Regions from separate parts of the Homo sapiens genome. Here regions 1 and 2 are each linked to region 3. The links are chromatin contacts, found by Hi-C or POLR2A ChIA-PET in ENCODE. All regions are on one chromosome and are shown on one strand. Each heading gives the region's core, a stretch centred on a gene start or an enhancer-like site at or near the end of the contact. The rest is flanking DNA. Distances are from core to core; before and after follow the strand shown.

Region 1 (3,949 bases), core at 772-3,271, 120 kb before region 3:
TTTTTTTTGAGACAGAGTCTCGCTCTGTCACCCAGGCTGGAGTGCAGTGGCATGATCTCAGCTCACTGCAACCTCCGCCTCTCAGGTTTAAGCGATTCTCCTGCCTCAGCCTCCAGAGTAGCTGGGATTACAGGCGCGCACCACCATGCCCGGCTAATTTTCACATTTTTAATAGAGATGGGGTTTTGCCATGTTGGCCAGGCTGGTTTTGAACTGCTGACTTCAACTGATCCACCTGTCTGGGTCTCCCAAAGTGCTGGGATTACAGGCGTGAACACAGCATGTTTCCGTTTTCAAAATAAGATATGTCCTAATTGCTGTGAATTTTTAAAAGAGAATTATTTTCCATGACACATTCTGTTTTCAGATGTACTGACTTTAGGAGTTGGTAAATAGTCCTCTAGCAATGCAAATGCAAATTATATATTAAAATATGAATTTTTTTCTCCAGAAACATCACAAGATTCTGGATTTTTAAAATCATAAAGCTAACAAATTATACATATATGTATGTAAAGATGTGTGGTGTGTATTACACACGTGTATAGGTACAAATCTTGAAAGAACACAATGGGGGGGCCAGGCATGGTGGCTCACACTTGTAGTCCCAACACTTTGGGAGGCTGAGGCAGGCAGATCACTTCAGCCCAGGAGTTTGAGACCAGCCTGGGCAACATAGTGAGATCCTGTCTCTAAACAAAACAAAACAAAACAAAACAAAAGCCTGGCATGGTAGTGCATACCTGTTGTCTCAGCTACTCAGGAGGCTGAGGTGCGAGGACCGCTTGAACCTGGGAGGTTGAGGCTGCAGGGAGCCACGATTTCGCCACTATACTGTAACCTAGGTGAGGGAGGGAGATCCTGTCTCAAAAAAACAAACAAAAAAACTATAAAAGAAAGACATTCAATAAAACACATCAGGATTGATGATCATGTATATACTGATTTATTCACAAATATTTAACGAGCTACTATTATCTATGGAGTACTGTGCTAGATACTGAAGGTACAAAGTGGGAAGAGAACAGAGTGATCCCTTCTCTCAAGGCTTTATAGCGTGTGAGATTAGCAGATGACATCCAGTGAACCGCACCATTGAGTGAGGCCTGGCTGCTAGTTAGAGATCAACTGAATCAGGAAGGATAATCAATTGGTTTGCAGGGCTGGGCTGCATGGAGGTATCCAAGGCACAGATGGAGCAGTAGCACCTTCCACAGGCCTGGGGCACACAGGGCCACTCAGCACGAGGGCCCATCCCTGGCAATGAACGTGCTCCTTGGAGAGAAATCTCACATCCCAGTATTTCTGGATCATTGTGCCTAGAGACCATAGTGGTAGGAGTGATATGGTTTGCCGTGTCCCCACCCAAATCTGAACTTGAATTGTATCTCCTAGAATTCCCATGTGTTGTGGGAGGGGCCTAGGAGGAGGTAATTGAATCATGGGGGCCCGTCTTTCCTGTGCTATTTTCGGGATAGTGAATAAGTCTCACAAGATCTGATGGGTTTATCAGGGGTTTCTGCTTTTGCTTCTTTCCCATATTCCCTTGCTGCTGCCATGTAAGAAGTGCCTTTCATTTCCCACCATGATTCTGAGGCCTCCCCAGCCATATGGAACTGTAAGTCCAATTAAACCTCTCTTTCTTCCCGGTCTCGGGTATGTCTTTATCAGCAGTGCGAAAACGGACTAATATGAGGAGTCTGCCTACTGCAACCTTGAGTGAGGATTCTCTGCAAGGACCTCAGTCCTCCAGGGAGATTGGCTCCCTCTCTGTTCTGGAAATGGCTTTGTTTTCAGCCCAAGTCCCTGGGGATTTCCCAATCTCAGTCTTTTCACTGCACAGATCCTGCCCTAAGTATTATCACTGCTGCTGACTCAGAACCTTCAGATATGGGACATCTAGTCATTGGGTTCTACTTGGTTTCTGGGATGTATATGGATCCACAACAGTACGAGGTCCCTTGGATGGCTTTGTTTGGGCACATTCCAAGCCTGCTGGTGCCATTTTCCCACACCAGTCAGATAAGTGTGAGAAAATGGCACCAGCAGGCTTCTAATGCAGCCCACAGATGGGCCACCTATCAGCTGTTTGTCAGGTGTGTACAGAGCAGATGGCTAGCCCTGTGTCAAAGGCCTGGGAGCACTAAGGCTCCCAGGAGAGCTCAGTGGCACCTGCTTGGTTCTTTGGATGGGGAGCTTGCATTTGACCCCTTTTCCACCTCCTCTTTCTCCTGTTCCCAACGTGTGTCCTGAATTTCACAGATTAGCAGATCTAGTTATCCCCACAGACAGAGATGAGGGAGAAGTCCTCTGTTCTCACAGCCTGTTGAATTTCCATCTTTAGTCACCCTGTACCATTGCCACATCTGCAGACATCCTAAATTCTAATATATTTTAATGTTTTCTATTTATTTATTTGTATTTTTTTGAGATGGAGTCTTGCTCTGTTGCCCAGGCTGGAGTGCAGTGGCACAATCTTGGCTCACTGCAAACTCCTCCTCCTGGGTTCAAGTGATTCTCCTGTCTCAGCCTCCCAAGTAGCTGGGATTACAGGTGTGCGCCACCACACTTAGCTAGTTTTTGTATTTTAAATAGAGACAGGGTTTTGCCATGTTGGCCAGGCTGGTCTTGAACTCCTGACCTCAAGTGATCCACCCACTTTGGCCTCCCAAAGTGTTGGGATTACAGGCATGAGCCACTGCACCTAGCCTGATGTTTTCTCTTTAAATAGACTCCCCTTTACATCATAAGTGAAACAAGTCAGACATGAAAGAACAATTATTCTATGTGATACCTAGAATAGGCAAATTTACAGAGACAGAAAGTAGAATGGTGGTTGGTAGGAGCTGTTAGGAGGGGATGTGGCGAGGCAAGAATGGGGAGCTAGTGTTTAATGGGTACAGAGTTGCAGTTAGGGAAGATGAAAATGTTCTGAAGATGGGTGGTGGAAATGGCTGAACCACAATGTGGCTATCCTTTTTTTATTATTATTATTAAGATGCAGTGTCTTGACCAGGCTGGAGTGCAGTGGTATGGCTCACCCCACCCTCAATCTCCTGGGCTCAAGTGACCTTTGACCTCAGCCTCCCAAGTAGTTGGGACTACAGGCATGCACCACCACACCCAGATAATTTTTAGCTTTTGTATAGTGATGAGATCTCCCTTTGTTGCCCAGGCTGGTCTCAAACTCCTGGGTTCAAGTGATTCTCAGCCCTGCAAAGTGCTGGGATTACAGGTGTGAGTCACCGTGCTCAGCCTCCACAATGTGAATATACTTTAATGCCACAGAACTGTTTTTTTAAAATGGGACCTACAGCCAGGCGTGGTGGCTCACGCCTGTAATCCCAGCACTTTGGGAGGCCGAGGCAGGCAGATCACGAGGTCAGGAGATCGACACCATCCTGACTAACATGGTGAAACCTTGTCTTTACTAAAAATACAAAAAATTAGCTGGGCATGGTGGCGGGTGCCTGTAGTCCCAGCTACATTGGAGGCTGAGGCAGAAGAATGGCGTGAACCCTGGAGGTGGAGCTTGAAGTGAGCCAAGACCGCACCACTGCACTCCAGCCTGGGTGACAGAGCGAGACTCTGTCTCAAAATAAATAAATAAATAAATAAATAAAATGGGATCTTCCAGACAGCTGAATACATGGAGGTTCCCAGAGGGTGGTGTGCCCAGGGAGGGTGTAGAAGCTCCATGCCCCTTCCCACATGCCTTGCCCTACACATCTCTCTGTCTGTATCCTTTGTAATATCCTTGATCATAAAGCAGCAAACTTGGCCGATTGCAATTCTGGCAACTCTGGCCCAACTCAACCCTCTCTTTGGACCACAGCTGAGAAACGAAACCATCTGGTATCTGATGCATCATTGACCTTAAGGATGAAGACATGCTCCACAATACTCATAAGGTCATGGGAAGAGAATTCCTTCCAGGTGCAAAATCACC
Region 2 (3,782 bases), core at 737-3,236, 75 kb before region 3:
GCCATCACTGGCTTGTCAGTTCTTACGTATTCCACTTCCGCTTGATTGTAAGCTTCCTCCGGGGAAGGACGGGGTCTCCCAGACATTTGAATTAACGGTGATCTTTGCAAAAAGCCAGGAACCCCTGTGGGTGATTGCTGGCAGGGAGACAAGCTACACAGGAAAGAGCAGGGATCTGTCTGTGGCCTGGGGGTTAGGAGACCTAACAAAAGTTTTCTCACTCGGAGGCTCGGTCTCCCCATCTGTAAAAGGATATGGACTGGACTACATGGATTTTTTTTTTTTTTTTTTTTTTTTGAGAAGGAGTTTCGCTCGTGTCGCCCAGGCTGGAGTGTAATGGCACGATCTTGGCTCACTGCAACCTCCGTCTCTCAGGTTCAAGCAATTCTCCTGCTTCAATCTCCCCAGTAGCTGGGATTACAGGCATGCGCCACCATGCTGGGTGAATTTTTGTATTTTTAGTAGAGACGGGTTTTCACCATGTTGGCCAGGCTGGTCTCGAACTCCTGACCTTAGGCGATCCACCCGCCTCAGCCTCCCAAAGTGCTGGAATTACAGGCATGAGCCACCGCACCTGGCCGATTCTTTTTTTTTTTTTTTTTTTTTTTTTTTTGAGACGAAGTCTCCCTCTTGTCCCCCAGGCTGGAGTGCAGTGGCAGGATCTCAGCTCACTGCAACCTCCGCCTCCCGGGTTCAAGTGATTCTCCTGCCTCAGCCTCCTGAGTAGCTGGGATTACAGGCGCCTGCTACCACGCCTGGCTAATTTTTGTATTTTTAGTAGAGACAAGGGTTTCACCATGTTGGCCAGGCTGGTCTCGAACTCTGGCCTCAGGTGATCCGCCTGCCTTGGCCTCCCAGAATGCTGGGATTACAGGTGTGAGCCACCACACCTGGCCAAGGCCGATTCTTAAATTATGTTTGAAATACTAACAGAATCAGGCCAGGTGTGGTGGCTCACGCTTGTAATCCTAGCACTTTGGGAGGCCAAGGCCGGTGGATCATGAGGTCAGGAATTCGAGGCCAGCGTGGCCAAGATGGTGAAACCCCGTCTCTACTAAAAATACAAAAATTAGCTGGGCGTGGTGGCGCATGCCTGTAGTCCCAGCTACTTGGGAGGCTGAGGCAGGAGAATCACTTGAACCGGAGAGGCGGAGGTTGTGGTGAGCCAAGATCGTGCCATTGCACTCCAGCCTGGGCGACAGGAGCGAAACCCCGTCTAAAAAAAAAAAAAAAAAAAAAGAAATACCAACATAATCTATAGATACCTCCAGAATAATGAGTTGGTGCACAAAACTTTGCGTGTGACTGAGAGGAACAGGTTCACAAGCCCCTAAATTTGTCCCTAAGAGCTTGTCCAGTTCTAATAATGTGATTTTTGTGCACCGATTGTAGCACTAGCCCAGAAAGGCTCCAACCTTGGAGGACAGACTTGGTTTTAATCTCCAGGTGAGTGATTTAGGACTTGTTTTTGTTGCGTTCTGGAAAAGGTGTGTGGATATGTTTTTGGAGGCAAAGGAGGAGTTTGTGGTCTGGAGCCTGCATGTTTTCAGCCTCCAGGCCTGGTTACGTTGGCTTGATGGAGAAGGGAAGGCCCACGTGGGAGTGGAGCCAGCCAGTCTTTCCTGTGTGGGCGATGCAGGGGACGGTGGGGAGGGCCACAAGGTGGAGGAGGAGGAGGAATCGCGAGGTGGGAAGGGGCTGGGTGGTGACAGGCAGAGGGCTAGAGAGCTGTGGGCAGAACAGGGACCCCGTCCCATGTGTCTCTGGGCAGAGATTCACTCCACGCCAAAGCAAATAGGGAGAAGAGGCCCCTGTGAGTCTGAAGGGTGGTTCCCCCCTTGACTGAAGATCCCGGAGATGGGGGGTGGCCCTGGGCCAAATCAGGCACCTCCCTTTCTCACCAGGTAGTGCCTCCCTGCACGTTCACACCCAATGCTGTGTTGTCAGGGGCTGTAACCTGAGCCCTGGGTGCCAGGAGGGGGAGACCCACCCGGTCCTCCTCCTGTCCCCCCCAGCTCCCTTCCCTCTCCAAGGGCTCACACAGGCCCAGCCCATGGAAGAAATGGTGTTCTCAGTGGGTTTGGAACAGGTAAAGATTAGGAGCAGATGACAGGTTGTCAGTGGCTTCGAGGGCAACTACATAATCCCCAGCACCCAAGCTGCAGTGCACTTTGATCCAGCCTCTGAAGGCTTGATTATGAGACACAGCCCATGTTTCCATAAAGGGGAGAACAATTGTTTCCAGCACAGACAAAGGACTCTTTGTATAGCCCTGGGACCCGAGCCCCAGGAGGCACTCGGGGAGAGGAAGGACAGCCCCACCCCGGGTAGGGAAGGGGGTAGGGGCAGGGCAGTGCTGGGTGAGGCAGCTGCCTGGCTCCCATTGAGCTTGCCCATGATGGGCAAAGGGCATTAATGATGTCCCGCTGCTGGCACAGGGGCCTCAGACAGGGGTGAAAGGGGGCTTTTTTCTGAATTGCTCCAGCCTCATGCTCAAAATGCATGCAGTTTTATCTTTGTCGAGGCCGATGTTGGGGTATCTAGTGCCCCCCTACATTTGGGGAAGGGCTGGCTCCTCATTGGCAGGTTTCCACATCTATCAAACAGGCAGCAGGGTAGGGAGCAGGATTTGCTGTGCAGAGTGGGAGTTAGAACTTAGAGAGCATTTGGAAGTAGGCATGAAGAAGGGGCACGTTGGGATGGGGACGAGGTAGTGAGTCTGGATGCAGCAGTGTGTGTCCCTTGTGGAGCTGCCTCCTCCTCCTCCCCCCAGCCCTCACAGTTTCCCTGGGGCCTGAACATAGGATGACCTCAGAGTTTGCAAAACAAATCCGACTGTTGGAGAGCGTGAGGACTTTGCTTTGCTCCCCTTTCCTGCTTGGGAGAGAAGTCTGGATTGGTGAGGGCTTCTGCCCCCCTCATCCATTTGTTAGTTAAATCCAGCCCCTTCCCTGCCTCCCATTCCTTCTGTCCACATGTCAGGAGGCGTGGGCTGGGCCCTAGGCTGGCCTCCCAGTCAGAGGCAGCCATAGTGCAGGGAGTTGGCTTGACCCTGAGAAATTCCAGAAACACATCTGTTTAGGAGGATGAAGGCCAGGTTTGGGATCTTATTGGGGCTGCACCTGTGGAGACCAGAATGGCTCATTTTAGGGGGAAGGTAAGTAGAAAGTGTTAAATGCCAGCTCCTCAAAATCACTAGTACAATCTACTGATATCACAAAGCACAGTTTATTGCTCACCTTGGTGAGGGAGACAGAGATTTGGCAGTCTCTCCAAGTGGGGAAGGTAAGGTTGTTGGAAGTTTGGTTTAAGATGGATCTTGCAGTGCAGGGGCTTTGATTAGGACTGGGTAAGGATCGCCATTTCACAGTCAAGAATTGGTACAAACATCAAGGCCAGGATTTTTGAGACAAGGGATTCAAACAATGTTAGGAAGCAAGCTCAAAGTAGATGCTTCCATTGAAGATTTGATGGTTTTGTGGGAAGTTCCCCTAGTGAACAATCAGGTCTTTTACCTGGGCGGAGTCTATTGGAATAATAAAGTTATGCTAATGAAGACCATGGACTAGCAAAGTCACGTTAATGTAACCATCAGTTGTGTCTGTAGTAGGTAGTTTCCATTTTAGGTGTAAGTTTAGAGGGTGTGAGGGTAAAAGCTCTTTAGGGGCTGGTCTGGAGTTTGGGGTGGGGAATGGCAGGAGGGTCTATGGTCCTGAACAGCAATGACCAGACTGCAGGGCAGAGGCAGAGACACGTTAGACTGGAGAACTGGAGGGAGAGGA
Region 3 (3,848 bases), core at 1-2,500:
AGACAAGGTCAACGGCTGTGCTCTGGAGCGCCCCCCATGGGCTTGGACCATGCTGAGGTGGGGTGCTGGGCCCAGGGGAGGCTCACTCAGCCATGAGGTCTGCCTGAAAGACAGGGCCCTCCGCTGCTGTTCTCTGGCCTGCCTGATTGGCCAGAAGGAGGCTCCCATGCCAGGCCAGGTTTGCACTCTGTTTTCACTGGGGCGTCTTCTGTTCCCCAAGAGGTGGCCTCATTTTCACTAAGGGAAGGACAGGATCTATTTGGTGGGACCCAGGGCAGAAGGCAGTCTCGGGGTAGAGTAACGGCAAGATAAAGGGTAGAGATTGTGGATGAAGATAGGAAAGAATCCAGAAGGAGGAAAAGAGAGAGGGGAGAGAGGCCACACACCAGAGTACACAGGGCTCTGAGCAGGTCCAAGTGGGAGAAGGCAAGGGAGGAAACAGAAAATATGTGTTCTCTAGGACGGAAGGGAGAAAGCACGCAGAAGCCATCTCTGAGCTAACCAGTGGGCCTTCCCCTGAACAGAGAATGGAGGCCTCCAGCAGTGTTGGAGCTGGTTGGGCAGCCAGGCAGGCGGGCTCCTGGACCCCAGCAGGGTCCTCTCCTAACTGCTGCTGTTCCACTCCCAGGTCTGTTTCTGGCTTCTGGGGTCTCTGTCCAGGGAGGTAGGCTGGAGGTGTTTCCTTCCTCCTCCTGCCCATCCCCCCGTCTCCCGCCTCTGTAACCGTCACAGGAAATGGCCTCACCAAGCCCTTGAACGACAGCGCATGGTGAGGCGACAGCTGGGGGCAAGACAGGAGGCATGGAGGTGGTGGGACCATCTCCTCTTGGGGGCAGTCCCTATCTCCCAGAGCCAGGGTCACAGTGGGCGAGGTGGCGGGGGTGTTGAATCACCAAGGCAGCAGGGACGGAGGTGAGGGGACAGAATGGGCCTGGCACAGGTGTGAGTGGTAGAGCGAGGGTCTCTGGTAGCAGAAAAGGTCCCTTCAGCCTCTGCTCTCCTTGTAGCTCCCTGTGGCTTCCCTGCTCACCCCCGTCTTGGGGACATCAGGTCTGTGAGCACCCATACCCCAGCCAGGCACTGTGGCGCCCCACTCGCCCTCCCGCACTCCCTCCTAGAGATGCCCTCTTATATCCCCGGAGTTCGCACCCCCCGGGGCCACAGGACTCCCAGTCCCCCCTTCAGATACTTACTGAAGCAGCTGTGGCCCCCAGGCTGCCTCTTGCCAGCTGTCTGTCTGTCTGTCGGTCTGTCTTTGAGGGCTGAGAAGGCTCCAGGAAGCCAGCTTCCTCCCTCCGCCCCTCCTTGCTGCCACCCACGCACACCCCAGCTGCATTCTGCCCTCCTGTGCCTGCTGCCGCTGCCACCAGGGGTCGGCTGCCTCCCGCCTGTGCCCTTCTGGGGCCCAAGGCCCCGTTCCCTGGGAATGGGTGAGGGGCCAGGCCTTCCCGACCATCCTGCTTTCCCCAGCTTCCAGACCCTCTCCCCTCTTCTGTGTTTCTCCTCTGGGTCTTTGTCACATCCAGCCGCTGCCTACTTGCTGGGCACAGCTCGCCTGACCCCCAGCTCTGTGCTGTCCCACAAAGAACCCAAGGCTCTCCTGCTCAACCTGACCTTGGCCGGAGGCTTATTTCTCCTTCTCTGCTTCTGCCCCACAGCCCTCTCCCTCAAGGCCCTCTCCCTCAAGGCCCTCTCCCTCAAAGCCCTTGCTGCTTCAAGCCTTGGGAATTCATGGCCAAGCACAGACCACATCTTCCCAGAGCAGATGTGGCACAGACTCGGGGTGGGGAAAAAGAAGAAGCAAGAATCCATGCCTCACAATGTGAAGGAAAGGGCCGGGGCCAGGCCAAAAAGGTCGTCTCCACGCCTGTGCCACGGCCCAGCTCTCCACAGCCCACGGCCTGAGTGTAGGCCAGCCCAGCAGGAAGCAGATAGCAGAGTCCACTTGTGGGAGGGAGTCCGAGGGGCTTCCCCTGGGCCCTCAGCCCCCTGCAGGCCTCCTCCCAGAACCCTGACATCTACTTAGAAGACTTACAGACAGTGGACAGTCTCTGGCCCTCACACCAGGGGACTCCCATGTCCTCTTCGCTGCTGGGGTGCCTGGATGCCTGGGACCTGAAGGGTGGCCCCCAAGTCCAAGACTCCTCTGCCCACTGCCCCTGCCTGACCTTGGCAGGCTCCTTGCGGGCCAGCAGCCCAGCCGGTTCATGCTCGCTGCACGCCTCCTTTTACCTTGTAACATTTCAAACGCCCTTCCCTTCCCGGCCCCCAACATGCACAATCCACGTCCTCTTTCTTCCTCCCACTTCCCTGATTCAGCTGTCAAATGGTGACAGCAAAAAAGAAATGAGGTACCCTAGGCACAGGGGGTAGGCATGCCGGAGGGGGTGGTCGGGAGGGGGCTGGCCTTCTGCTGGCCCCTTGAGGAGGAGGGTTGAGACGAAGAACAAGAACAGCCCCCAGAGGCTCAGAAGGCCTCCCAGCACCCGCCCTTGCTCTTGGCAGTGGGGACAGGGGCTGGCTCTTTTTTGAGCCCCTCCATGGCCAGCTGATCCTGGCACCTCCTTCCCTGCAGCCTGCGTTCCTCTCCGGAGTGGGTGGGTTTCCCTGAGGAGGAGGCCGATTAGGGCTGGGAAAGGGGTTGGTTCCCGTGCTCAGGACAGACTGGAGGGAAGCAGGAACCTGGGAATCCCTAACATGCTTGCGAGCAGTGACCTGGAGACTGGCCTCTGCCTCACCCCCCACACCAGTCAGTGTTTCCACTGGTGGGTAGTGGGGGCCCTGGGGACACAGGAGGGGGCAGGTGGGGGTTGGAAAGAGGGCCCGGCTCTGAGCCTATGCTGATTGTTATCAAGAACAGGAAGCTAGGACACCACAGGGGTGGGAGGAGGAAGCGGCAAAGCCCTCCCCACACAGGTCTGCCTGGTCCCCCCAAGTTTCCAGGGTCTGAGCCCTGTTGGCTGTGAGCCCACCCCTTTCCCCCACAGACTGAGGCCTAGCAGTGGCTGGACAGTTGGAAGCTGAGCTTCACAGCAAGGAAGCTGGGAGCCAGGCGATGGGGAAGATAGTTGGGGTTGGGGGTGGGGGTAGTGGCTGAGCATTAGGCAAGACCTCTCAAAGATCCCCTGTTCCCTCTGGGTGGATGTGGGGTAGAGGGGACAGTCACTCCTTGGCTCCTGCCCACTCCTTCTTCCCCTGTGCTTAGGGATACCTGGACATCCATGGAGGTGTGTGGCCAGAGCTCATGAGGGCTGAGGATGCCAACTGCAACCTCAGATGGCACAAGACATGCGTCATCGCCCTGCACCTCCCCCTCCCCAGCCTGGCCTGGTGACTTGGGACGCCCCTCTCTGCCCTCTCTGGAGTGGACTCTGTCCCATCCGGGCTGTTGGAAGGCTCCTGGGCGTGACTCCCTCTCCCCTCCAGAACCTTCCCACCCCTGGGGCCAAAAGGTCACAGCAGCTCTCAAACTTCCATCACTCGAATCGATTTGTGTTCCTGGGTTGAGATTTAGGTTCTAGCCACCCTCGACTCCAGAGAAAGTATAGTAATAGTTGGAAATCAGAAAGATCTATGCATAATGAGTCTAAACGTAGCTTATTAACTGTGTGACCTTGGGCAAATTGCTGAGTCTCAGGCTCCTCCTCAGCTTCCTCCCTCCACTGGGGGATGATCATAGCACCTCCCTTGTCAGCCCATGGTGTGCTTTGCTCACGGAGGAGAGGTTGGGAGTCAGCAGCCAGAGGACCGAGGAGCTGGGAGGAGCTGGCTGGGGAAGTGGGTCTGGGAGCAGCACAGGGTGAGGAGGTCATGGCTGCCGGGTCTCACCTCTCACCAGCCTCCCTCTT

Evidence for each region. Hi-C counts contacts between places; a loop is a spot of excess contacts on that map. ChIA-PET counts read pairs that join two places held with the same protein, here RNA polymerase II (POLR2A). Pooled maps may share reads with other maps.
Region 1: a loop to region 3 is called in a pooled map, with 2.8 times the contacts of the local background. The contact joins the enhancer-like site here to the promoter of PTPN7 in region 3. A Hi-C loop is called at or near these places in 3 of 50 pooled maps. POLR2A ChIA-PET finds 5 or more read pairs at or near these places in 4 of 52 experiments (GM12878, WTC11, activated CD4-positive, alpha-beta T cell and 1 more).
Region 2: POLR2A ChIA-PET joins it to region 3 with 11 read pairs in activated CD8-positive, alpha-beta memory T cell. The contact joins the enhancer-like site here to the promoter of PTPN7 in region 3. POLR2A ChIA-PET finds 5 or more read pairs at or near these places in 3 of 52 experiments (OCI-LY7, activated CD8-positive, alpha-beta memory T cell and activated T-cell).

Annotation. Positions count from the first base shown.
Region 1 is chr1:202,036,055-202,040,003 of GRCh38, forward strand. No RefSeq gene overlaps it. Among named protein-coding and RNA genes, the nearest start is that of ELF3, 27 kb to the left of the region's middle. Within about 2 kb of position 2,022, at least 2 of the 41 ENCODE cell types and tissues checked have a DNase peak (open chromatin) inside an H3K27ac peak, as active enhancers do.
Region 2 is chr1:202,083,250-202,087,031 of GRCh38, forward strand. No RefSeq gene overlaps it. Among named protein-coding and RNA genes, the nearest start is that of GPR37L1, 38 kb to the right of the region's middle. RefSeq lists enhancers at 1,412-2,171, 2,172-2,931. Within about 2 kb of position 1,987, at least 12 of the 41 ENCODE cell types and tissues checked have a DNase peak (open chromatin) inside an H3K27ac peak, as active enhancers do.
Region 3 is chr1:202,159,352-202,163,199 of GRCh38, forward strand. It overlaps PTPN7 (protein tyrosine phosphatase non-receptor type 7), which reads right to left and starts at 1,251. Exons shown (of 10, transcript NM_002832.4): 1 at 1,194-1,251; 2 at 1-103. The coding sequence starts at 51. RefSeq lists enhancers at 1-11, 112-201, 462-541.